Regions from separate parts of the Homo sapiens genome. Here region 1 is linked to region 2. A link is an interaction called in ENCODE POLR2A ChIA-PET data of the cell type or tissue named here. Cell type or tissue: GM12878. All regions are shown on one strand. Each heading gives the region's core, and the rest is flanking DNA. Links, peaks and the distances in the headings are about the cores only.

What was found. Peaks named below come from ENCODE experiments on the same cell type or tissue, not always from the same donor. Only the 100,000 strongest peaks of a DNase experiment are listed, where the experiment ranks them.
Region 1: POLR2A ChIA-PET joins it to region 2 with 10 read pairs; 2 of 35 experiments call an interaction of 5 or more read pairs at or near these places.

Annotation. Positions count from the first base shown.
Region 1 is chr11:103,210,456-103,218,455 of GRCh38, reverse strand. It overlaps DYNC2H1 (dynein cytoplasmic 2 heavy chain 1), which reads right to left. Exons shown (of 89, transcript NM_001377.3): 54 at 6,513-6,667; 55 at 2,598-2,735. Among named protein-coding and RNA genes, the nearest start is that of DYNC2H1, 110 kb to the right of the region's middle. In GM12878, for the core only: no CTCF peak of the experiment used is centred there; no DNase peak of the experiment used is centred there.
Region 2 is chr11:103,084,132-103,101,595 of GRCh38, reverse strand. DCUN1D5 (defective in cullin neddylation 1 domain containing 5) reads left to right here and starts at 9,436. Exons shown (of 8, transcript NM_032299.4): 1 at 9,436-9,809; 2 at 12,278-12,369. The coding sequence starts at 9,724. RefSeq lists enhancers at 8,982-9,031, 9,102-9,151, 9,081-9,698, 9,699-10,316 and a silencer at 9,842-10,136. In GM12878, for the core only: no CTCF peak of the experiment used is centred there; a DNase peak (open chromatin) is centred at 9,365; H3K4me3 peaks cover 3,367 bases; H3K27ac peaks cover 977 bases.

The DNA of each region.
Region 1 (8,000 bases), core at 1-8,000, 120 kb before region 2:
TCCAAAATACCTTGAGAAAAAAATATGTTAAAGTTTTCCAGTATAAAAATTATATTTACATTTTCTGATGTATTACTTACCAGGTCAGGTACTCACTAATTTGATTTCTATCATAGTTTGGCTGTTTCTATAATTTCTTACAAAGGAATCATACAGTATACAGTCTTTCGTGTCTGGCTGTTTTCGCTTAAGTGTAATGCTTCTAAGATTTATCACGTTTTCATTTCTCTCAGCTAAAAATCTGAAAGTGGGACTGCTGGCTGATGTACTAAGATATGTTTAACTTTATGAGACTGTGTCAAACTTTTGAAAAGTAACTGTAGCATTATTCATTTCCTCCAGCAATTATAAGAGTTCCAGATGCTCCACACGGCCTTGCCATACTAGACTGAGGTGTTTTCAGTCTTTTTATTTTACCCATTCTAGTGGATATGTAGCAGCATATCACTGGGACTTTAGCTCACACTTACTTGATGATCATGAAATTAAGCATATTTTCATGTGTTTACTGTCCCTTTATATGTCTTCTTTCATAAATGGCCTGCTCAAATCTTTTGTTCATGTTAAACTGGATTTTTGTTTTGCTATTATTGAGTTGCAGTATTTTTAAAATTCTGAATAGAAGTTCTTTATCAAATATATGTTTTGTAAATATTTTCTCCCAGTCTGTGACTTGCCTTTTCATTTCGGAATTTATTTCAAAGAGCAGAAGTTTTCATTTTGATGAAATTCAATTTATCAATTTTCTTTTTCTATTTTGATATCACATCAAACAAGTCTTTGCCTCACCAAGGTCATAAAGATGTTCTCCTGTGTTTTCTTCTAAGTTTTATAATTTCATGTTCTACACTAAGATCCATCATCCACACTGTGTAAATTTTTGTGTAAGTTAAAAGGTAAAGGTTCTGGGCTTTTTCTCTCTCTACCTGGATATCTAAATATCCAGCACCATTTTTCAAAAAGACTATCTTTCCCCATTTATTTGGCATTTTTGTGTAAAATCAACCGACCACATTCCAGTGATCTCTATGCCTAATATTACAGTAATATCAGATTGCCTTATGATTACTGAAAAGTGACTCTTGAAATCCTAAGTCCCAGTCCCAGCTACTCGGGAGGCTGAGGCAGGAGAATGGCGTGAACCCGGGAAGCGGAGCTTGCAGTGAGCCGAGATTGCGCCACTGCAGTCCGCAGTCCGGCCTGGGCGACAGAGCGAGACTCCGTCTCAAAAAAAAAAAAAGAAATCCTAACTCCCATAACTTTGTTGATTTTTCATGCCACTTACTTTTTAATTGAGATATATACATTAGTCTGATGAATATTAAAGTTAATTTTCATAAAAGAGGCATTAGATTAGTGCCTAGTTGACAAGGTAACAGTTACCAAGAGGGAGATGGGGAAACATATTTGAGGCATAGTCAGGGAAATAAAATTGACAGAATTTAATGACTCATTACATTAAGGGATAAGGTAACAAAAGTCTCAGTATAATATAATTTATAAGTTCTGTCTTAAATAATTAGTGTATATTATAGTACCATAATCTGAGGAAAGAAATACAGGAAAGAAAACTCATAAGTTCAGTTTTGAACCTGTTTCAAATTGTAATGCCCGAGAGACTTCCAAGAAGACATGTTTAACAGATAAAATTGAATTTTTTTTTTTTGAGAGTCTTGCTCTGTCACTCAGGCTGGAGAGCAGTGGCATGATTTCAGCTCGTTGTGCAACCTCTGCCTCTCAAACTCAAGCAATCCTCCTACCTCAGCCTCCTGAGTAGCTGGGACTATAGGCACGTGCCACCACACTCAACTAATTTTTACTTTTTTTGTAGAGATAAGGTCTCACTATATTGCCCAGGCTGGTCCTTAAACTCATGGGCTCAAGCAATCTTCCCACTCGGCTTCCCAAAGAGCTAGGATTACAGCATGAGTGACCATGCCCTGCCAGTAATTGAGCAAGTCTGAAGCTAATAAGAGGAGTTAGGATAAAGAATAAAAAAGATGAATTTGAAAACAGTTATATGTAGCTGGTAGTAAGAGCAATATAATGAACAAGATCATCCTGAAAGAGCATGCAGACATAAAATACTGGGGCAAAGAAGGAACTCAGAGAAATCTCCCTTGAAAGGGTTCAACAAAACAAAGGCAACCACTCAAAAAATGTATAATCAAAATACAAAACATCATGAAAGTACTGAAAGAATAAAAACATTTCATAAATCTTGAGAAAATTAAAAGCAAGGAAAACTCTCAAAGCCTGAAGGAGAGAATTCTAAGAAAAATAAAAGGAAATACCAACCTAAATGGCAGAGTATAAGAAATAAAATCAGTTACAGACAGATCCATGCCAATTTAAAATATAAAAAGAGTTTACATAAGTTGCACATGGTCAACTGAGTGCACCGAGTGATCAGTCTAAACAATATAGGAAAATACCATGCCCTTCCACAAAAGCTTAAGGACATAATATCAGTCTGACTCAGTATGAATAAGCAATATTTTTTAAATCCACCTAAGTGAAAATGTTATTTTTCACTGACTATCAGGCATAAATGCTCTCCATATTGTTTTCATTTTTGTGGTCACTCTAAACATTACCTGCATTGACACTGTGATCATTTGAAGGGCAGCATCTGCTTCATCTTGCTTCGTTTTAAGTAACACACTTTGTTCTCCAGCTTTTCTGTTCAGTTCATCCACAAGAGCTTTAGCTTCATTTAGTTTAGATACACCAGCCTACATCAATAAAATATTGATCGGCAATATTTTAAAAAAGGAATTTTACACACACAGTAAATAAAGCCCTATAGAAAAGAATCAAGCAAACATGTTAAGTGTGTATATACAAAACAGTAGCAAGTAGACTTAGGTTTTTTCTTATTGCTAATTATAACAATTTATTTCACATGATACTCATTAAGATGTAGTTAAAGATCCCACAGAGGTTTTAAAGAAAAACAAATTTTAAAGCATCGCAGAGAATGGTTCCACATGTGCAAATCAGCTAACATAATATATCACATCAACAGAACAAAGGACAAAAACCAGATAATCATCAAAATAGACACAGAAAACACATCTGATAAAATTCAACATACTTCAAGGCAAGAACTCTCAAAAAATTAGGCATTGGAGGAACATACCTCAACATAATAAAGTCCAAAAATGACAAACCCTCTGCCCACATCACACTGAATGGGGAACAGCTGGAAGCCTTTTCTAAGAACTGAACAAGACAAGGATGCCCACTTTCACCACTCCTATTCAACATAGTACCAGAAGTCCAAGCCACATCAATCGGGCAAGAGAAAGAAACAAAAGACATCCAAATTGGAAAAGAGGAAGTCAAATTGTCCCTCTTTATAGCTGGGCATGATTTTATATCTAGAAAAACCTAAAGACTCCACCAAAAAACTCTTAGAAGTAATAAGCAAATTCGGTAAAGCTGCAGGATACAAAATCAACACAGAAAAATCAGCAATGTTTCTATACATCAATAATGAACTCACCGAAAAAGAAATTAAGAAGGCAATCCTATTTACAGCAGCTACAAAAAAATAAATAACACCTAGGAATAAAGTGAACCAAGGAGAGGAAAGACCTCTACAAGGCAAACCACAGCATACCAATGAAAGAAATTGAAAAAGATAGGAAAAAAAAAAAAAAAGGGAAAGACATCTCATGCTCATGGATCAAAAGTATTAGCATTGTTGTGGCTGGGTGCAGTGGCTCACACCTCTAATCCCAGCACTTTGGGAGGCTGAGATGGGTGGATCACTTGAGGTCAGGAGTTCCAGACCAGCCTGGCCAACATGATGAAACCCCATCTCTACTGAAAATAAAAAATTAGCCAGGCATGGTGGCACCTGCCTGTATCGCAGCTACTCGGGAGGCTGAGGCATAAGAATCTCTTGAACCCAGGAGTTGGAGGCTGCAGTGAGCCAAGACCGCACTATTACATGCCAGCCTGGGCAACAGAGCAAGACTCCTACTCAAAAAAAAAAAAAAAAGAAGAAGAAGTACTAGTATTGTTAAAATGGCCATACTACTCAGAGCAATCTACAGATTCAATGTAATATCTGTGAAAATACTAATTACATTCTTCACAGAAATTTTTTTAAAAATCCAAAAATTTGTTTGAAACCACAAAAGAGCCTGAATAGCCAAAGCAATCCTGAGCAAAAAGAACAAAGCTAGAGGCATCACACTACCTGACTCCAAAATATACTACAAAGCTACAGTAACCAAAACGGCACAGTATTTGTATAAAACAGACACACAGACCAATGGAACAGAATAAAGAACCCAGAAATAAATTCATGTATTTATAGTCCACTGATTTTCAGCAAAGTATATATTGGGAAAAGGACACCCTCTTCATTAAATGGTGGTGGGAAAATTGGATATCCACATGCAAAAGAATGAAACTAGACCTCCTTCTGTCATCATATACAAAAAATCAACTCAAAATGAATTAAAGACTTAAACAAAAGACCTGGAACTATAAAACTTCTAGAATAAAACATTGAGGAAATGCTCCAGGACATTGGTTTAGGCAAATATTTTATGGTTAAGACCTCAAAAGCATAGGCAACAAAAATGAAAATAGAAAAATGAGACTATATTAAAGTAAAAAGCTTCTTCACAGCAAAGGAAACAATTAACAGAGTGAATAAACAACCTGTTAAATGGGAGAAAATATTTGCAAACTGTTCATCTGACAAGAGGCTTAATATGTAGATTATACAAGAAATTCAAACAACTGAACAACAACAACAAAGAATTCCATTAAAAAGCAGGCAAAGGATCTGAATAGATTTTTTTTTTTTAAAAGACACACAAATGGCCAACGGTATATGAAAAAATGTTCAACATCACTAATCACCCTTTGATCATTACACATTCTTGTATGAATCAAAATATCACATGTACCCCATAAATATCAATAAAATTATCATTATATATAACATTTTAAAATAAATCCATAAGACTTAAAAAAAAGCATCATAGAAAAGCTAAACAGATAAATACATATTTGATAGTTTAAACACTGAACTTAATAAAAAACACTTTTTACCATTACATTAGATGGGAGAGAAAATAGCAAGCAAGGGGTAACTCACTAAACCTTTTCTAATTTTAGTCTCACTGATTGGGAAAAAGGACTCAAGAGTCACTGTTTTTTATAGTAGACATGACTTGGTTTTGTCTGTCTAATATTCATTTTTCTTGTAAGAGACTTTCTCACATATGGTTCTGGTGGGCTGTCATTCACTTGCCTTACCTGCATTTTGAGTAGACATTTCACCCTGGCCTGGCCATTATGGTACCCCATCCTACTGTGCAAACAGCAGAATAATGAACCCAGGGATGTACATGAAAAAAATTCTTTACCTTCTATCATGTTTTTGTCACCTAACAAATCAGAAGATTTGGGGAAAGAGTAATGGCAAAAAAGGAATGTAATTAATAACTATTGAGCACCCATCATAAAGTACAGGTATTAAGCTAAGTTTTTTCCATATGAATTTTATCTAATACACTCACATACAACTACCATTGACCCAATTAAGCTGCAAAACAGTAAGTTAAAGTGATTTATCCAAAGTACCATAGAGAACTAAATCAGGAAATTAACCCTCCCCAAAGCCCGTATAGTTAGTACCTTAATATAAATGAAAGTGAATCATTAGAAATGATTAAGATAATTATGTCAATTAAGATGGAGCCTACTTTACTACCCTAACAAAGGGAAACTAAAACTTTAGAGAGGAAATGTTCTCTAACAACTTCAGAGGCTGACATTCTAATGTCACATTTAAGTTAAAGCTTTATAGTTAAAGAAATACGGAAAGAAAACTGTTCAGAATGTACTAAGTGAGGTGACATGGATGAAAACATTACTTTATAAAATATAATCTTAATTTTAAAGGTTATTATAAAATATAATCTTGGATATTATGTTTCAGTTAATAACAGGGTTTTCTTTTTTCTTTATTATTATTTTATTTTATTTTGCCATTAGTTATTGGGTACAGGTGGTATTTGCTTACATAAGTTCTTTAGTGGTGAATTGTGAGATACTGGTGCACCCATCACCAGGGCAGTATACACTGCACCATATTTGTTGCCTTTTATCCCTCCCCACCCTACTCTTACCCCCAAGTCCCCAAAGTCCACTGTATCATCTTATGCTGAATAACAGAGTTTTCTTAATTTCTAAAAATGTTTTCATGTGAAAGAGACTCTTAAAGAGAGTACCATAAGCTATCAAAAATCCATAAATGCCAACCAGCGAAGAAAAGAAATAACCACTGAATTTTAAAAAAAATACAAATCATCACTAAAACCTACAGGGCAATATAGGTAGGAAAGTGAGACTGTTTTCCAAGGCTTTTAATACAGTACATTTATTAATACCAGATATATGCCACCCGCAACATAGCATTGTGATTTACAAAACTCTTGTTTCCTATATATAGATAAAATAATTCAAGATTACCAATACTATACCTGCAAATGACTTTGTCTTTTTAATAATTCCTTTTTCTTGCTACTACTAATGGCAGAATACACATGTAAAAAGGTCATGTATCGGCTTGGTGTAGCACCATATGCTTTACAAGATTCATGGATTAATAAAAATGATTTTAGAAAATCAGGATCAACTAGAAAAAAATAGAAAATAAAAATAACTTATTATATGTATGATTCATTAAAAATAAGAGAAAATATCCTAATGATAGTTATTTTATACAAGATACTTCCATGCTATATAGTTATAAATATGAGATAGCATCTTTGCTTAAAGATGCACAGGCATTCCTAGACAACTATTCACAGCTCCCATCTTCCTTAGGAATTTTGAGTTCTCTAGTTTTAGTAGCATCTATATATTGTTATATATTTCCCCTGAACATCTTTATTGTTGCAAGAAAAATAAATCTACATGTTGTCATAACATATAAATTAATTGGGACTATATAACACATGTACAGTAATCCAAAAGTGAGCTAAATACAATCTGCTGAACAGAAAAGCAATACACAAAATACCTATCCACTCCCATTTGATACAGGGAGAAACAAGACTTCAAAAGCCAAAAAGTTAAGAATAAGTTCACACTAGATTCAATATATCCATGATCAAACACATTATATTCCTCTCACCGACACAATTTGCATCTGTATTCCCTGCCCCAGTGAATGAAATCAATTTGTAATGAATATTCCAAGACAGAACCCAAAAAACATCCTCGACTCTTTCTTCTTCTTGTGTGCCACAGCCATTACATAATCATCAAGTCTCATTTAGATTACCTCCTAATATCCACCAAGTCCATTCCTTCCTCCATTATTATTACTTCTTCTTTGGTTTAGGCCTTCATCTTGTCTCTCTTAGATTACTACAACAAACTTCTAAAGTGATGTAATTGCTTTTGGTTTCTCCTATTACCAATCTATTTTCCAATAACTGAAGAAAGGGATATATAAAGATATTTGTTTCTAAAATGAAATTCTGGTAAAATCTCCTTTTAAATCTCTCAATAATACCCTATCACCTGCAAGTTAGAATCCAAACTCCTTAGCATAATGCAGAAAGCTCTTCATTACCTGACCATGCCAACCTTTTCCTCCCTCTTCATCTAGTACTTATTTATACATCTTATGTTTCAGCCCTTTAGGCTATTTATAGTTTCATAAGATGCCTGTTTCACTTTTCCAAACCTTTCCCATGTTACTCACTCTAACCAGAATGACTTTCTCAAGCTGCCCGTCTGGGCAATGTCTATTTCCTATAATATCTGCTAGTCTGAAGTTTTACTTTCCAATTATTTCATAGAAAGTTCTACTATCACTTATCTTGCTATATCAGAAATTTATGTTTATATATAACACAATTCTCACTATCACTGGACTATGAGCTACCAAGTGATCTCTAATATCCAGCCCAGTACAGTATAAAACAAGTTCAATAAATATTTGATTATTAGATGGTTAA
Region 2 (17,464 bases), core at 4,538-12,537:
TAAAAAAGTATGCTAGTAAAACTGTGTTAAGGCCCTTAATATAAACAATTTCAAATCACATTACTAGTTAATCTTTTCCTCTATGATGATGCTAGTTATACATTTAGATGGTTTGAAGTTGCTTTCTTTACTGTGTGCATTATCTAGCTTATCTGTTATTTGCAGGAAGTAGTCTTGCCTGAATGTCCTTTAATGTCATTTAAAAAGAAATACGTACCCACTGATGTAAATGCTGAAGGGAAAGCTTTTTACACCATGGCAACTATTAATAAAGATGTTCACATAAATTGTTGAGTCTTTTTTTCCATCTCCATTTTTATTTACATAAAATGATTGTTGAATAACATGCAATTAAATCAGAACTTTCTGCTTCACAGCCTGGCATCTTTTTGGATAGATTCTGTGATAAAATAACTCTCTGACATCACAGCTTGTTGCTATGAGAATAGAACATCAAAAATTAGGCAGTGTCAACCTACTCAGCAGGGTAGCTCAGGATAAATTTAAAGTAAAAGAGATCAGGTTACAATTCTCATTTTTCAAGCATTGGCTTGGCACCTTTAATCCCTAAAGATATCTAATCAAATACGAAATTTGAGATTTTACACCTTTAAGGAACACATTCACTGAAACTACTGGAAATTATTCCTATGCTGTGTCTAGTGTTCTTGTCAGGAATGGGGCTGTGAAGTCAATGAAGACACGTTTGGGGAAGTCCTTTGTCAGAGAAAAGAGAGGAATCTCTAAGGTATCCATGTGATGCAGTTGCTTCCATCGGGTTGAAATATAGCTCCTGATGGTTCAGCAACCTACAAACTAAAAATTTAAGTTATTTGAGCTTCCTTCTGGGGAAACTCTGGGAGCTTGATAGTTGTTTTAAGGCTCAAAAAATCAGTGTTTTTTGGTCCAGGCACATGGTTTATTTAACAATAAAATTATTTTCCAAACTTAGTAGGCTTTCGAATGTATTTGCTTTTAGTTCCATATTCTAAATTCCATATTCTAGTTATTTCCTATATATGATTCCAAAGAATGATCTTTTTGCTTACTCATACCCAAGTCCCCCTCTCTCAACTTGATGGGTATCCTGAGGCTATATGAAACAATAGGTTTAAACGGCAAGGTTAAAACCCTTAGTCTGAGCTTTACCCAAAGATTCTATCACTTTTATTAACTGAGAGATCTTTCAGTGCCTTTATCACTTACAACTTTTTTTCAGTCTTATCTCTTATTACTTAGAAACTAGGAGCAGTCAGCCTCTCTAAACCTGAGAGACCCTTGATCTCTAGGATTCCTCAGTATCCTTCTATTCTTTCTGGAAGATTAACCAGCTCTCATCAGAGCTCATATTTTTCTTGTAAATCTTGCTAAAGGCAGACAACTGTAGCCAATACACACTATCACTCTGCCTCTAGCTATTTTCCATAGAGTTAGATTCTTACTAGGTTAATGGTCTCTCTTCTACTTCTCATTGGGAAGTATCACTGAATATTTTAACAAGGCATGTTAAAAATCTCTAGATAATCAACCTACTAATCTGTTTCTTTGCTGCCTGTTGCATGACCACTAATTCTATACAACATATTTTAAGTTTCTGCATGCAGCATCTTCATTCTAAGCACCAACATCTATATTCATGTGGTAGTTGTTACTGTCATCTAACAAATGTTTCTGGCTTTCCTCTTTCTTGGCACTTCTCCGCTCTTTTTAAAGATAGGTATGATCTTATGACTTGCTTTGATCTCTGAAATCTATGTAGAAGTAATATATCACATATACACAAAAATACTAAACGCCAATATGATTTACCATAGTTCTTTCTCACTGTCATGGTAATCATGGAAGCATAAATCAAGACAGTGTTTTTATCAGTTTAGCTCCCTGAGTAGCTTGGATGGGTAGGGTTTTCTCAATAACCTACCACGAACAAGAAATAAACTTTTGTTACGATAAGCATAGTGATATTTTAGTGTTTGTTACTGTAACATAGCCTAGTCCTGACAGATACAATCAAGGTATGGCAAACGTTATTATAACAACCCCCAAATTTCAGTGGCTTAACGTAAGAATTTTATTTCTCCTTCTTCTGACAATTCAATGTGGTACTTGGCAGGCAGTCTTCCATGTGATGATTCAGGAATCTAGACCTATTCCATTTTGTAGCTCCACTATCCCCTAGGACTATGGAATTATCTCCTGGGTTATTTAAATCTGGTTGATTGACAGGTAAAGAGTGAAGTCTCATGCAGCAGATGTATATGGCAATTCCTGACTTCAAGGGTGGATAGGAAATGTTTTGTTTTTTTTGTTTGTTTGTTTGTTTTTTGTCAGAGTCTTGCTCTGTCACCCAGGTTGGAGTGCAATGGTGCAATCTCAGCTCATTGCAACCTCCACCTCCCGGGTTCAAGTGAGGGAAATGTAATCTTTATTGTACCCTGGAATAGGAAAGAATGACTTTATCAACACATATCATTCTCTGACTAAGTGTGCTTTACAAATCTGGTGTTCCATTGAATGAACCTATAGGTCAATCGGGCCTTGACTTGTTTTTAAAGTGTATGCAGGGCAGATTTTATGCACATGCAACTTGTGCAATGTCACAGGGCATCATGCTTAAAAAGGCCTCTCAGTTGGTTTGATGATGGGTCCTCACAGAGCACTACATAATTTTTTTAACAAGAGGCTCTGCATTTTCATTTTGTTCTGAGTCCCACAAATTATGCATCTGGTCCTAAGTATAGGTTGTATCAGAAGGATGTGCAGTGGAAGCCTTAACTGCATATGAAATGTGAAAGAGTTCAGTGAAGTTATCTAAGAATTCTCTACTTGTTTAGCCTATAGAGAGATAATATCTTGAAAGAATTGTTATATTTTGTTCTATTTTTGTTTTCTCTATATTCTTGCTCATGATCATTATAGTCAGTGTCATTATCTAAAAGAAAATTATAAACTGTAAATCAGAAATGGAAAGAAATATAGTTGGCTTACTATTTACTTTAAAAACATACTCTTGAAATACCACAATATTTTAAAAAATGCTATTTAAACCAAAACTGTTGATTCTCATAAGCTATGTTTTCTTTATAAACAAGAAGGCTTTTGCAAATTACAAGTTCAGGCCCTGAAAGAGGAAGATCACAGATGCTATGCCATAACAATTGAAGGTCATCTTGGCTAGAAATAGAGTTCAAAAGTTGGATAGGGCTTGAACTTGGAAGAGGTCTTTGTTGTGAAACTAGAGATGAGGGAATAGGCCTCTGAGGAACACATAATGAGGAGCAGCATCAGCATCAAGAGACACCAACACTATCACTGTCAGAGACGAGAGCAAGGTGGGTGCCAAATAAATGTCCGACTCTTTGCAGACCATTAACTGCCTTTCTAAGAATAACTGCCTCTGCTGCAATCATGTGAACTGATCTTCTCTGTGCTGAGTGGTCCTCACCAGTGGCTTTCCATAACTGCTCACATGTTACCTATGGATTTTCCAAAGAAGTCATGCATAGCCATGGCCCAAGAATTTGCTGAATCCCATTCAAACTGCCCAGTGTAGATGACCCTATTTTCAATGGCTGAAAACATGGTTATTGTTAATATCCCTGCAACTAAAGATGAAGTCATCAAAAAGGTGGTAGTGATATAGATAAGAAAGCTCCATTATCAGAATTTGGGTGAGGATAAAAACCAAGACAACTCACTCCTTTTACGTATCTCCTTCATTGCAACGCCTTCCTTTGATTCTGTAAAATGCTTCAAAATATATCCTCTTGCTAAATATAGAATTTGATTTTTGTTTAATGTACTCTAAAGACCTCAACTGATACGTGGTTTTGTACCCTTTAGCAATTTTGATAACATTGTTATCAAAACATTTATTTAACATTTATTTTCTCATTTTTTTCAACACCACAATGCTGTGATGTCAGACAAGGCAAGTATTATTATTTTATCTTACAAAGAACAAAACTGAGTCACAACATGGTTAAATGTTTTATCAAGTTTGCAAAGTTAAAAAGGAAATTCATCAGTCTAATGGTGGTTCTTATTTTAACAAACCCTTTACACTATGCCACTTTCCAATGTTAAGTCTTGGAAGTGTATAGTGTGATAAATGCCTATTCAGCAAATACCAAAATTAGGAAACTACACTTAAGAACATACCCAGTGCAAGCTGTCTCCATTCAATTTTGGTCTTCTCTACCATCTCATCCAAACAAAAAGAGAGTTCTCTTCAGCAAGTCATCAAAACAATACAACCTCTGCCAGTAATTTTGGTTCTGTGAACTACTTTTTTTTAAGACAGAGTCTTGCTTTGTCACCTAGGCTGGAGTGCAGTGCCATGATCTTGGCTCACTGCAACCTCCACCTCCCAGGTTCAAGAGATTCTCCTGCCTCAGCCTCCGCAGAGCTGAGATTACAGGCATGCGCCACCACGCCCGGCTAATTTTTGTATCTTTAGTAGGAACAGAGTTTTGTCCATGTTGGCCAGACTGGTCTCGAACTCCTTGCCTCAAGTGATCCACTCACCTCGGCCTCCCAAAGTCCTGGGATTACAGGCATGAGCCACGGCACCTGGCCTGAACTACTTTTCTTCATTTGGGGTACATATTCACATATGGGAAAGCAAATCAGGTGTACTGCTTAATACAATTTCCCACCTGAGCACTTGTTCTTAGTCTTCCTGGTTAGGTTTCAAGTTGAAATTGCTCTGTCCTTGGCCAGCTGATATACAAGACATTGCTTTCTACCTATGATCCCACATCCAGAATTTTTTCGATTCTTACCTTTCCAAAAGCATCCAACCTAGGCAGCTCCTTTGAATCATTACTCTTTCTTCCTGTACTTTACTATTTTCTAAATTTTATTTTTTCCCATTCACTGTGACTTTTTAATAATTTATTTTAGAAGAGTTTTAATTTTGTGGAAAAATTGCAATGATACTACAGAAACTGCTCATATATCCCACACCCAGTTTCCCCTATTACTAATGTCTTACATTGGTATGGTACATTTCCCACAATGAATGAACCAATATTGATTTTTTTTTTCAACTAGACTTCACTTTTTGATAGGAAATGGTAAGTTTCTAGAATATGTGGGATGAGAGATATTGCTGTGACCACCTTTGAAGAATATAAACTGCCACGGTGAGGTATAAGCTGAAACCAATCTTATGCTTTTTCCTACTGCCTCTTTAAAACTGCACTGTGAACTCATTTTTCCCTATGCTTTGAACAAAATTTCAGTCCAGTCTCTTACTGTAGTAGGCTGTATTTACCTTTACTTGATGTTTCTCTCTGCAGGGGGATCATACATTCCTGCCCTCGTGACCTCAGGTGTAGCCATATGACTTGAACAGGATTAATGTGTCACTTCGGGGCAGAATCCTCAAGAGGCAGCATGGGATTTACCATGTTGTTCTTTCTCTCTGTCATGATGACAAGCAGTGTTCTAGGTAGTGACTGTTCCCTCAGTCTAGATCCCAGAGTGAACCACAGTCACAGCCAAGCTAAAATTGATGTGGTCTGGCACACCGCTTTAGGGTGTAGGGGGTAAGTGTCATGTGTTACACAGTTCTGCACCTCTGGGCCTCTCTAAAACACAAGGAGTTCTTGTAGGCTATACTGAAATGCCAAAACAAAAAATCCTGTCTTGACATCCCATTTCTACTATTCTCTTAGAGTTATCTTTCTGTAGATTTATGTGCATGAAAACATTTCAGAAAATTTTTAACTACAATGCTGTTTTAAAAATCAACATTAATATATGGAAGGGAGAGCATCTGCACAGATCCAGGACCACAATAACGCGGCATCCCATAAATCACTTAATGTCTGTGTTGCTTGTTATTCTCCCAAGTAGGAAAGTCCTATTTTAAAGAGGTGTTAAGAAAAACTAAACTATGTACGGAATATATAAATTAACACATCTTAGAGTACTATTTTTGGATACCTTGACAGAGATATAACTATTTTAAAAGATGTTTTTCATGGCTTTGTTTTATAACTCCCAAAAGCTAAGGGATGTATATGTGACCAAGATGCCAAATAGATAATAGAACTGGGTCTCAGTCTTCTTGCTTAATTACTTCCCTATTCAGCATAAGTATTATTATTGTTGTTTTTTTCCTACATCCTTCTGTATAATAGTAGGATAAGATGAAAGATAAAGGAAATTATCTGCCTTTCCTAAAGTCACTTGAGTGTCTTCTTTGGATCTGAAACCAGAACACACAGGCTTCTGCTTGAGGTAACTACTTCATCCCTCCCTTCCTTGTCATTACCTTCATTTAAAAAATTCTACTGCACGCCAGAGAGCCACAGTACTCTGTCATAGTTTGTTTCTGTATTAGAGGCATCTTTTTGATGCAAAATCATGTACTATGTATGCATTGGTGAGCAGCGGAAAATATTAAAGCCACATAACTAGGCATTTCTATACTTCTCATAGGTAGCAAGGCTATCAATATGCCCCTTTGTGAGAGTAATTGGGATGATGAAGAGCCAACTTTTGGGAATGGAGTTTTGGCAGTAGCAGTAGGTACTGACCAGACAAGAGAATGAAGAGGTAGATGGATGAGAATGGTCTACATGACCCAGAAATTGCCATCCCTTTAATATCATTGACAAGCATAGATTATGAACCCTAATTCCTATTCATATAATTCTCTTAAATGCAGATAGCATACATAGAGTCATATATTGCTTATTGACAGGAATACATTCTGAGAAATGTGTCATTAGGCAGTTTCATCATTGTGTGAACATCACAGAGTGTACTTATACAAACCTGGATGATATAGCTTACTACACATCTAGGCTATACGGTACAGCCTATAGATCCTAGGCTACAAACCTGTACAGCATGGTACTGTACTGAATACTGTAGGCAATTTTAACACAATTGTATTTGTGTATCTCAACATACCTCAACATAGAAAAGGCACAGTAAAAATACAGTATTATAATCTTAAGGGACTATCATCGCATATGCACATCTTGACCAAAATGTCATTACGTGGTGCATGACTGTATTTCTCCCTCCAGACTGGCAGCTCCATGATTGCAGGAGTCATGTCTGCCTTTTATATTCTTAAGCCCAGTAAAGCTCCTGGTTGAAGTGATGATTAAATATTTTTTGAATAGATAGACTAAATGAATACCACACATAGATCCAGCCTTTTGTCTTTTTCTCAGAGTATTCTATGGGTGTGAGTAAGCTCCTATCCAGTTACTGCATTCAGCTCAATGTCCAGGATTTCCAGGTATAGTGGGGTCTTCCTTAGTTCGAAAGTGATTCCTTATGGTCCAATGGCCTATGAACTAAGAAGCAATAATCTACTTCCCACTCTCGCCCAATAAATAATGGTGAAGAAGGGACACAATTATCACAATAAAAAAATTCCTATTTAAAAAAGAACAGAAGATGAGATGTGCAGTGGTCTTTGGTCTATAGCAATGCTGGTAGCCTGCAAGACAGGCATTATGAAATTCCCTACTCTTTGATCAGGCCCTGATTCTACTCTGTGGAAGGACACCCCTTTAACATCATCCTCTGAGATCTTTCTTTCTATCCTTTAGGTTTTATTCCATTTCTTTGGTCCTCCTTGGGAAAAGGGGCTGTTTAGCTTTTGCAGCTCACCAGTTGAAGAAATAAGTTTGGCTATCTCTAATAGTTTTGTCATTATCATTTATTTTGTGTTTTGTTTTGCACATTTTATATAAATTTTATTTAGGAAGAATATGCATAAAAATATCAATTTTTAAGTGTACAATTCAATGAATTTTGACAAGTATATATACTATTACTTCAATCAAGACATAGAATATGTTCATTACCCAAAAAGTTCCCTTGTGTTTCTTTGCAGTCAGTCTTCCCCGGCTTACTCCATCCCTGTCCCCAAGTGTCACTGATATGCCATTGCTATAAGTAAGTTTTACATGTTCTAGAATTTCATCAAATATCCAGCCAGCATTAACATCTCCAATTGCCACAGAGATGTTATCATATTGTTTAAACTGTTTGTGTGAGTCAAATTCAAATAAGAACTGCATACTGAAAATGATTGACATATCCTTTAAGTCTTTTAATTTCCTTCTCTCTCCTCTCGTCCTAATAATTTGTTGCAGAATTTGGGTCATTGTCCTGTAGACTTTTCTGACGTCTAGATATTGCTGATTGCATTGGGTATTTAACATGTTCCTCTGTCCTGTACTTTTTGTAGATGGTAGTTCTATTTAGAGACTTTATCTGATTCTGTTTTGATTTTGGCCTCAGGCATTTTTAAATGGGTTGAAGGATCATATACTTTGACATTCTTTTGGTTTTAAGTAACAGAGAATTGAACTAAATATGCAAAATAGTGAAATTTGTTGCTTCACATAAGTGAAAATTCCAGGGCATATCATGGATTTTGGGCTCATATCATATAATCACATCCTGGTTTTTCTATTTTTCTGCTTGATACTAGTCTCTTCTGAGTTTTGGCTTCATTCTCCATACCTTCTCTGGTTCAAATCCATAGGAAATAAAATTGCTTTCTGGTGGTTCAATTTTGTGTCATTGGCACTCATTGGCCTGGCCTGAGTATGTGTCCATCCTGAACCAATTAATAACACTAAGGAAATATGATATTCGGATTGACCAGATTAGGGTGCCATTGTGAGGGTAGTTTCACAGGAACCACTTCAACTATTACTCAAAGACTTTTAGTCTTCTCCCATCACAGTTGGTTTGCAGAGATTATTTTACCAACAGAATTACTAACGACTTTCTACTATGTCTTTACATACAATAACCATTATTTAAAAACAGTATTTCCACCTAAGTGGAGATGAATAGATTACAGTGTGTTTTGGGTCTAGGGGGAGGTTCCTTAGAACTGTCCCCCAAATTTCTCTCTACTGAGTCGCAGTCACCTACTGTCTCTTATCGGAGAGGTGAGCTCTGTGGAAATAATGGCAGAGCTAAGTTTCAATACAGGACAAAGTGATATGCAAAGGTAGGGAGAAGGGGGAGTGGGTGGCTGATCACAGGCCCATAAAAAAAACACGCAAGACACAGGGTGACAATGCATTTACGGGGTGGGAACACTTCAGGTGAGGTTATCGTGTGGAAGAGCTCAGAAGTGGAACTTGGTCTACTTTACCAGGTTGTTTTTAACGTCAACTGCAAAGTATTAGTAGTTTCACTTTTTGGCGGTGACTGCCAGCATCAGAGCGCGGTAGAAGCTTCATGAGAAAGGTCAGGATACCCTGGACAGGATACAAGAATTCCGCGGACTGCCGCAGTCGACGGGTCAGACAGCTTCGCTCTGCCTGGCCTACCTACGAGTGGCAGAGGCTAACCGGAACCACGCCCCTTCCCGGGACCGGCTCCGCGATTGCGTCACTTCCGGGCCTCAGCGATTCGCCTCCGGGTTAGGCTGAGCCTCTTGCTTGCTGTGACTGGTGGAGCTGCCGCGCTGTCCGCGTTATCTCCTCCCGGTGAGAACGAACCGCAGTGTCCACCGGCGAGGAGCCAGCCCTGTCCCGGTCAGAGAAAGACGACGAGGATACCTGGGAGCGGGCGGCGGCCGGGCTGGGCCGCGCCGGTGCGGGCTGGCGACTCTGCTCCTCCGCTTGCTGCTGTCTCTGGGAACTGGGTGCCAGCGCTGAGGGGCTTCCAGCGGACAGGGACCCCCTTCCCCGGCTCCCCTGCCCACCCTGCCGGGGAGGGCGGAAGATGCCGGTGAAGAAGAAGAGAAAATCCCCTGGGGTGGCAGCAGCAGTAGCGGAAGACGGAGGCCTCAAAAAGTGTAAAATCTCCAGGTACCATCTCCCCCCACCCTTCAAGCTTCCCTCCTCCCTCCTTTGCTGGACAACTGGAGGAAAAGGAGTCGGGCCCGGCCTGCCGGGCTGGGGCTGGAGACAGGTGAGGCCCCTTTGATCGAGCTAGGCTGTAGGTGCCGAACACCGCGAGTCTCCGCGCCCGACCCGACCTCGTGTTCGAGTGTGTGCACGCTGGCGTTTATGGAGAGACTAGAAGAGCCGCCCACGTTAAGAGTCTACGTGCCCTGCAGGGTGGGGAACAGATGCATATGTAAATTGCGCTTCCCCCCACCCCCACCCCCACCCCACAACCGACCCTCGATCCCCTACTCCCGTATCGCTCCTCTGCCTTTTTCTAGACTTAGAAGTGAGTACATATCCGCAGAAGGGTCACTTCTAGAATTTCTTTGTAGAGTGTGAAGAAAGCAGAACATAAGGAATCTTGACAACTGTCTTGGGAATGGTAGAAAGGAAAACTTGTATGCTATAATTGGCCTCCATATTTAGTATTTGGAGTGGCCTAACCCGGAAGGTCCCAGCAGGAGGCCTTTTAAATTGCAGGAGCCCCATTTTCTGGAAGTATAGTGCCTCACCTATGCCAAGTCCCTGTGTGCAGAGTTGGAAAGGCCCTGCATGCTTTTTGTCTTCTAGCATTCAGGACGCTGTTAGCTCTCAGCATAAATTAAATAATTTGTGAGCTCTTGTACTCTGTCCTACTGGTAAGAAAGAAGACAAGGCAGAACTATATAGTAGTAGCTCTTTGATCCCCTTGTAGCATATCATGGAGGCATCACAGCAAAATTTATGCTACAAAAAAACTGCAATTTTGGTTTGAGAAATGGTTTTTTTGTTTTTTTGTTTTGTTTTGTTTTTCTGAGACGGAGTCTTCCACTGTTGTCCAGGCTGGAGTGCAGTGGCGCGATCTCCGCTTACTGCAACCTCCGCCTCCCGGGTTCAAGCGATTCTCCTGCCTCAGCCTCCTGAGTAGCTGGGATTATAGGCGCCCGCCACCACGCCCTGCTAATTTTTTGTATTTTTAGTAGAGACGGGGTTTCACTATGTTGACTAGGCTGGTCTTGAACTCCTGACCTCGCGATCCGCCCGCCTCGGCCTCCCAAAGTGCTGGGATTACAGGAGTGAGCCACCTCGCCCGACTGAGAAATGCTTTTTTAAAAAATAACCATATTAGCTGCCTTTTCATCAATGGTTGGCACTTGATATGACAACTTCAGATGCTACTATTGAAAGGAGACTGTAGCCAGGATTATAAGAAGGAAATAATGATAGAGCTCTCCTTAAAGAGAGATCTGCTTAAACTGTGAGGTAGATGACTTACATAGTCTGCATCTTCTTTTTTGTAATTGGTCGACTTTTTTCCCTCATTACTGTGTTTTGGTAAAGGAGTCTATGGAGTATTAGGCTATTAATGTGAACGATGATACATACACCTCTTGTTTGTCAACATTAGAATTTGACATGGTTACTTTAGTAGCTCACATTTTTATAAGATACAGGCAAATTATTATTCATTTTTGTACTATATCATGGCCATCTTAAGTATATAATGTATTAAAATTATTTAAGTTAAGTACATTAAGATAGCTGAGCAGGCAGTATTATTAGAACTCAGGTGATACTTTGCTCTATCAATTTAAATTTTTAAATATGATACTCTTACTTTACTCAGTTACAGAAGTTCTATCATTTCTATATCATTGTGGTAGGGTAATTATTTGAGTTCCTTGAAAAAAGTTTCTCTGAAGGCCATTAAATTCTAGAGGCCATTTTGAACTTACCAAATTTTAGTTATTTTATGAAAAACAATGAAAATGATTTTATGAAAAAAATGAAATAGAATGAACAGAACCTAGGATTAAATAGCCTTGTCCCAATTATTTGGACTATTATTAACTTTTAGTGTTTTTTTGTTGTTTTTTTTAAATCTGTGTAATTTAATATACCCTTAGGTCCTAAGTCATCATTTATCTTTAAAAATCTATTTAAGCTTAGGTGATAAAACAACTCTTAATATAACATTTTATTTTGAAATATTGATTCATTAAGTATCAAAATATACTTTGTAAGAGTTTGTTTTCAAATATTTATCTATTACACACAAATAGAATTTCTATGCAAATCAATAGAATCATAATAAATATTTATACTTTCCCACCTACTAGGTTGAACTTCTTTGTAGTCTTTTAAAATGTGCGGAAATAACTTACTGATATTTTTGGATTTTGATACTGAGTGAAAAGGTATTTGGGTTTTGTTAGCCGATAATTCTTATGTATAGACTACTGTTTCAAGTTGCAATTACTTAACAACTTCAGTTTTTTTCCAACAATGCCAACCGAAGAAAAAAAAAACCTTTGTTTAATGTGAATGGAAGTTGTTAATTTTGAACTTAGTTTTTCTCTAAGAGTTGAGATGTGATAAAAATCTTAGGCGTCTGTGTGTTTTCTAAGCTATTGCAGATCCCAACCCCCTGCTAGACTAATAAGTGGAGAGGAACATTTTTCAAGCAAGAAGTGCCTGGCTTGGTTTTATGAATATGCAGGTAATGAAATTAATATAAGAAGATACTAGTCATATGCTTTAAAAAGTTTATTTGCCTTATTCATTTAACAAATTATCTGTTACAGGCCTGCTATGTGTTAGTGCTGTGTACTGGGATGAGGGTCAGGACTGAAGATTGTGGGTAGACTAAAAATTTGTTGCCAATTTAGGCTGATATTTCTTTAAATATATATTCGGTATATATTTACTGGGAGGGAAGAACTCATTTACTATTAATAAAACGTGTAAACAAAGATTCATTTATTTACATCTATTGGCTAAAGTAGTATTCTGGAAAATAAAAGGTACACAATAAAACATTTTTGTATTTGATATTGTGGAAAACACAAAGTACATAATAAAACATTTCTATTCAATATTCTCTTTTTGAAATTTTTCTGAACTAACATTTTCTGAAACTTTTGGGGAGACATAGTAAAAGATTTAAACCCCTCAGTTATAATTGTACAACACATTTACTTTTTAACAATTATCATTTAGCCATCCACTTCTACTAGAGATGCAATAGTAAGAAAATAAATAGACTGATATTAATACAGTGTGATAAATACTATATTCAGAAGATACACTGTGAGAGTTCATAGGAGGGATATATAACCCAGCTTTTAAAGTGTCATGGGAGTTTTCTAGAGGAGCTAACTTAACCTCAGCTAAATCTTGTAACTGGTGGATGAAGAGCCCTAGGCCCAGGATGGGGTTGTGTTTTAGAGGCGAAAGTCAAAGCCAGCCAGAGATGGGGCTGAAGAGTTAAGCAAATATATGCAAAAGAACACTTATACTATCTCATAAATATATATGGAATTTTTTTCCCCTTAGAATAGTTTTGTTTTTTTGGAGTTATTGATTTTAAAGCTTTTTTCTTTTCCTTTTCCTTTTTTTTAACCTGCTTCACTTTTTTTTCTCCTTCTTTTAATCACTATCATTCTCAAAATGTTTGTTTAAAATGGAAGTGTATATGTAGCTATTGCCTTATATTTAGTGCTCATCCACATTAAGGTCTAAAGTAGTATACTTTGAACTTGAGGTATAAGTTTAGGCTAATTGTATGGAATGTGAGACTATTTTGAAAGGGGGGCAGTAACTTTACTGTTGGAATCAGCTGAGTGATCCCAAAGTACAATTTTAAAATTGTTTAGTAACAGAACAGATTCTTTCTAGACCAGAAATAAATGCTATTACTGGCATCCCAAGACAACCACTAACCCAATTTAAATGAAGGGAATTCATTTCTTACTGACCTCCATTTAAAATGTTGACCCATTATCCCAAATGCCAGTTTTACTGGTATGAATGATATATAATCAAAAGGTCACCCATCTTATTTCACTTATAAAGGTTACTAGATACAATAGAAATAGAAAATATTTGCCTCAACTAGGAACTTTCCTAGGTAGTGTAAGATTCTAATTAAACATTTGTTTACTATATTAGCATTTTTAATAGCCAACATAATAATTGCATTATTCCAGGAATTGTCCCAGGTATATTATTTTTTCTTGTGACTGTTCTATTAAGTAGGTAGTATTATCACCACCTCCCACTACGACTTTATTTTTTGAGACAGGGTCTCACTGTGTCGCCCACGCTGGAGCGCAGTGCTGTGATCATGGCTCACTGCAGCCTTGAGCTCCTGGGCTCAGGCCATCCTCCCACCTCAGCCTTTCTAGTAGGTGGGAATATAGGCATGTGCCACCACGCCTGGCTAATTTTTTAAATTTTTTGTAGAAATGGGGTTTCAGCCGGGTGTGGTGGCTCACGTCTGTAATCTCAGCACTTTGGGAGGCCAAGGTAGGCAGATCACGAGGTCAGGAGATCGAGACCATCCTGGTTAACATGGTGAAACACTCTCTCTACCAAAAACACAAACAATTAGCCGGGCGTGGTGGTGTGCGCCTGTAGTCCCAGCTACTTGGGAGGCTGGGGCAGGAGAATGGCGTGAACCCAGGAGGCGGAGCTCACAGTGAGCCGAGATAACACCACTGCACTCCAGCCTGGGTGACAGAGTGAGACTCTGCCTCAAAAAAAAAAAAAAAGAAAAAGAAAAAAAGAAATGGGGTTTCACGATGTTGCCCAAACTGGTCTCCAACTCCTGGGCTCAAGTGATCTAATTGCCTCAGCTTCCCAGAGTGGTGGGATTACAGGCATGAGCTGCTGTGCTTGGCCATACCCTCATTTTATAGATGAGAAAACTGAGACTTAGATTAATTAATTTGCCCAAGATCATATAGTGACAAGAGCCAGGATTCAAACCCAGGTCCTTCTGATTCTAAAGTCCATGCTTTTAACTACTATGCTTTTATGTATTTTTTATTTAAATTTTATAATGTTTATATATAGTTATAAACATTTTATTATAATAGATATTATTTTATGTTTATTTTTTATTTAAGCTAATTTTCACTTTTGCAAAGAAAATATTGGTACTCTTGGTTAATTTCTGTCATCCATTCAATAAATATTGAGCACTTGTTTTGAGTCAGGCACTGTGCTGAGTGCTGGATATATAGTGCTGAGCAAGTCAGACAAGATCCCTGCCTTTGGGGGACTTGCCTTCTGGTGAGGAAGACAGTCAGTAAACAGGTATGTAGGCAAGATAAGTACAGATTGTGGGGAGTTATAAGGATAATAAATATGGTGAGGTTCAGGAATAGAGAAGAAAGAAGGGTTAGATGGACTTTCAGATAGAGTGATTAGGGAAGGCCTCTCTGTGGAGACCACTTTGTGCAGAGACCTGATTAGGGAGGAACCATTTGTTTGCCAAATAAACAGTAACTGTTCTGTCTTGAAATGGGTATGTCCGTATTAAAATGAAGCCAATAATTTTGCCTACTGAGAATAATACATGTAAAGCCCTTAGCACAATACCTGGTATATAGTCAGAACTCAAATGTTATTATTATTAAAACAGTAATAGCATTACAGCATCAGATTTACTGGTTGTGTGTTTTTTACAGTGTTCCAAAATTAATGACTCTTACGTAGCTCATGTTGAAGGTGCTGTGTCACTGAGAATTTTTTTTTTTTCCCCCTAAGCATCTGTTATGGCTGGCATGGTATTAGGCCTTGCAGATATAGCTAGGAACATTCCTTTATGGTTATAAAGAAATCAGGAAATTGATGGTGTTTTTCTTTTAGTTTTGAAAATATCACTAAACTTGTTACTATGGTATTATGTGTGATAAGGCTGTTGGTTTTGTTCTTTCACAAGACCTCATTCTTGAGTGATATTTAAATTAATGATTCAGTAATATACTGGCCTATGGTAATTGAAAACATGGAAAGTGAAAGGGCAGTTTTAAAGTCTCATAGAGTCAAAAAATAAGGTTGGAATTGCATAGTCCTAATATAGTACCTAGCTGGTGGAGTAGAGTGAACTCATAGTATGAACAAAATCATTTCTATAGCTTCTTCAATTGAGTGGAAACCTAGTTGTCCAAAAGAGTTAATTAAATTTAGCTCCAGAGGTTTTACCCAGAGAGTAGTTTTATTAGAAAGATTGGAAGCAATGGTATTGGAAGGATTAACATTTTGCAGTCCGGGGAAAGCACATTAGTTACAGACCTCGCTTTAGACTTAGATCTGTTACTATTTACATCACTTTGGCAAAGTCAGTTAACATTTACAGACCTTATCTAAGTTATAAGGTATTATATCTCTATGTAATCTCATTTGACTTGCTTCTAACCAAATTTTAATTAGTAATCACCAAGTAATCCTCCAGTTTCTAGGGGGGCTATACTGATATTTCTTTTTTATTTTTTATATTTTTTGAGACAGAGTCTCGCTCTGTCACCTACGCTGGAGTGCAGTGGCGCAATCTCGGCTCACTGCAACCTCTGCCACCTAGGTTAAGTGATTCTCCTGCCTCAGCCTCCTGCGTAGCTGGGATTACAGGCACCTGCCACCACGTCTGGCTAATTTTTGTAGTTTTAGTAGAGACAGGGTTTCACCATCTTGGCCAGGCTGGTCTTGAAATCCTGACCTCGTAATCCATCTGCCTCGGCCTCCCAAAGTGCTGAGATTACAGGCGTGAGCCACTGCTCCTAGCTTATGCTGATGTTTCTAGACATCCTCTAAAGCTTTCTCTTTGAATCACTAATGGCAACTTTGAGAGCAAGTATGTTTTCTTGATGCTTTAGAAAAATTTACAATATATTTACATCGTGGCTTTTAAAAAAACCGTTTGTCTTTTCCCTTAATTTTTTATTTTTTATTTTTTTTTGAGACAGGGCCTTGCTCTCTCCCAGGCTGGAGTACAATGGCGTGATCATGGCTCATTGCAGCCTCAAACTCCTGGGCTCAAGCAATGCTCCCACCTCAGTCTCCTGAGTAGCTGGGACCACAGACTGGCACCACCACACAAGGCTATTTTTTTTTTCCCTAGAGATGGGGTCTCCCTGTGTTGTGCAGGTTTGTCTGGAACTCTTGGGCTCAAGTGATAATCCCACCTCGGCCTCCCAAAGTGCCAAGATTACAGGCATGAGCCACCGCGCCTGGGCCTCTTAAATTTTCAAATCTGATTTTTGTTTTCTTTCAATCATATATAAGAATACATACTCATTTATGCATTTTAACACCTTTATTGTATATGTATGCCTTTTAAGTTATAAAATTAACACATTCTCATTTAAACAATTCTCCAAATATGTAAAGGAAGAGAAAGTGCCCTATAATTAATCACCCCCTTCACCTTTTAACACGAGTGCATTGTTAGTACTTATTTAAACCTAATAACACTTAACATGTTACACAAAAAAATTAAAAAGGGTTTTGGCTTCAGACCAGTATTAATGTCATCTTAGCAGCTTGGATCTCAGGCAGCAAGAATGTATTGACTTTATGTTGTGCTAGTAACCTAAATATGGTGCTGTCAAATTTACCTGAGCAGCCTTGGTCTAGTCTATGGTTTATAAAGCTGGAGGATTTTCATCCTTGAAAAAGGAAAATAGAGGCTTCTCTTGACTCTTAAGAATAATATCTCAAGATTATATTTTCAAAATCCCATAGTGGTAAACACATTTCTCATATTATTACAAAATTTGTTTTATTCTTATCCAGTCACAAAAGAGACCTAG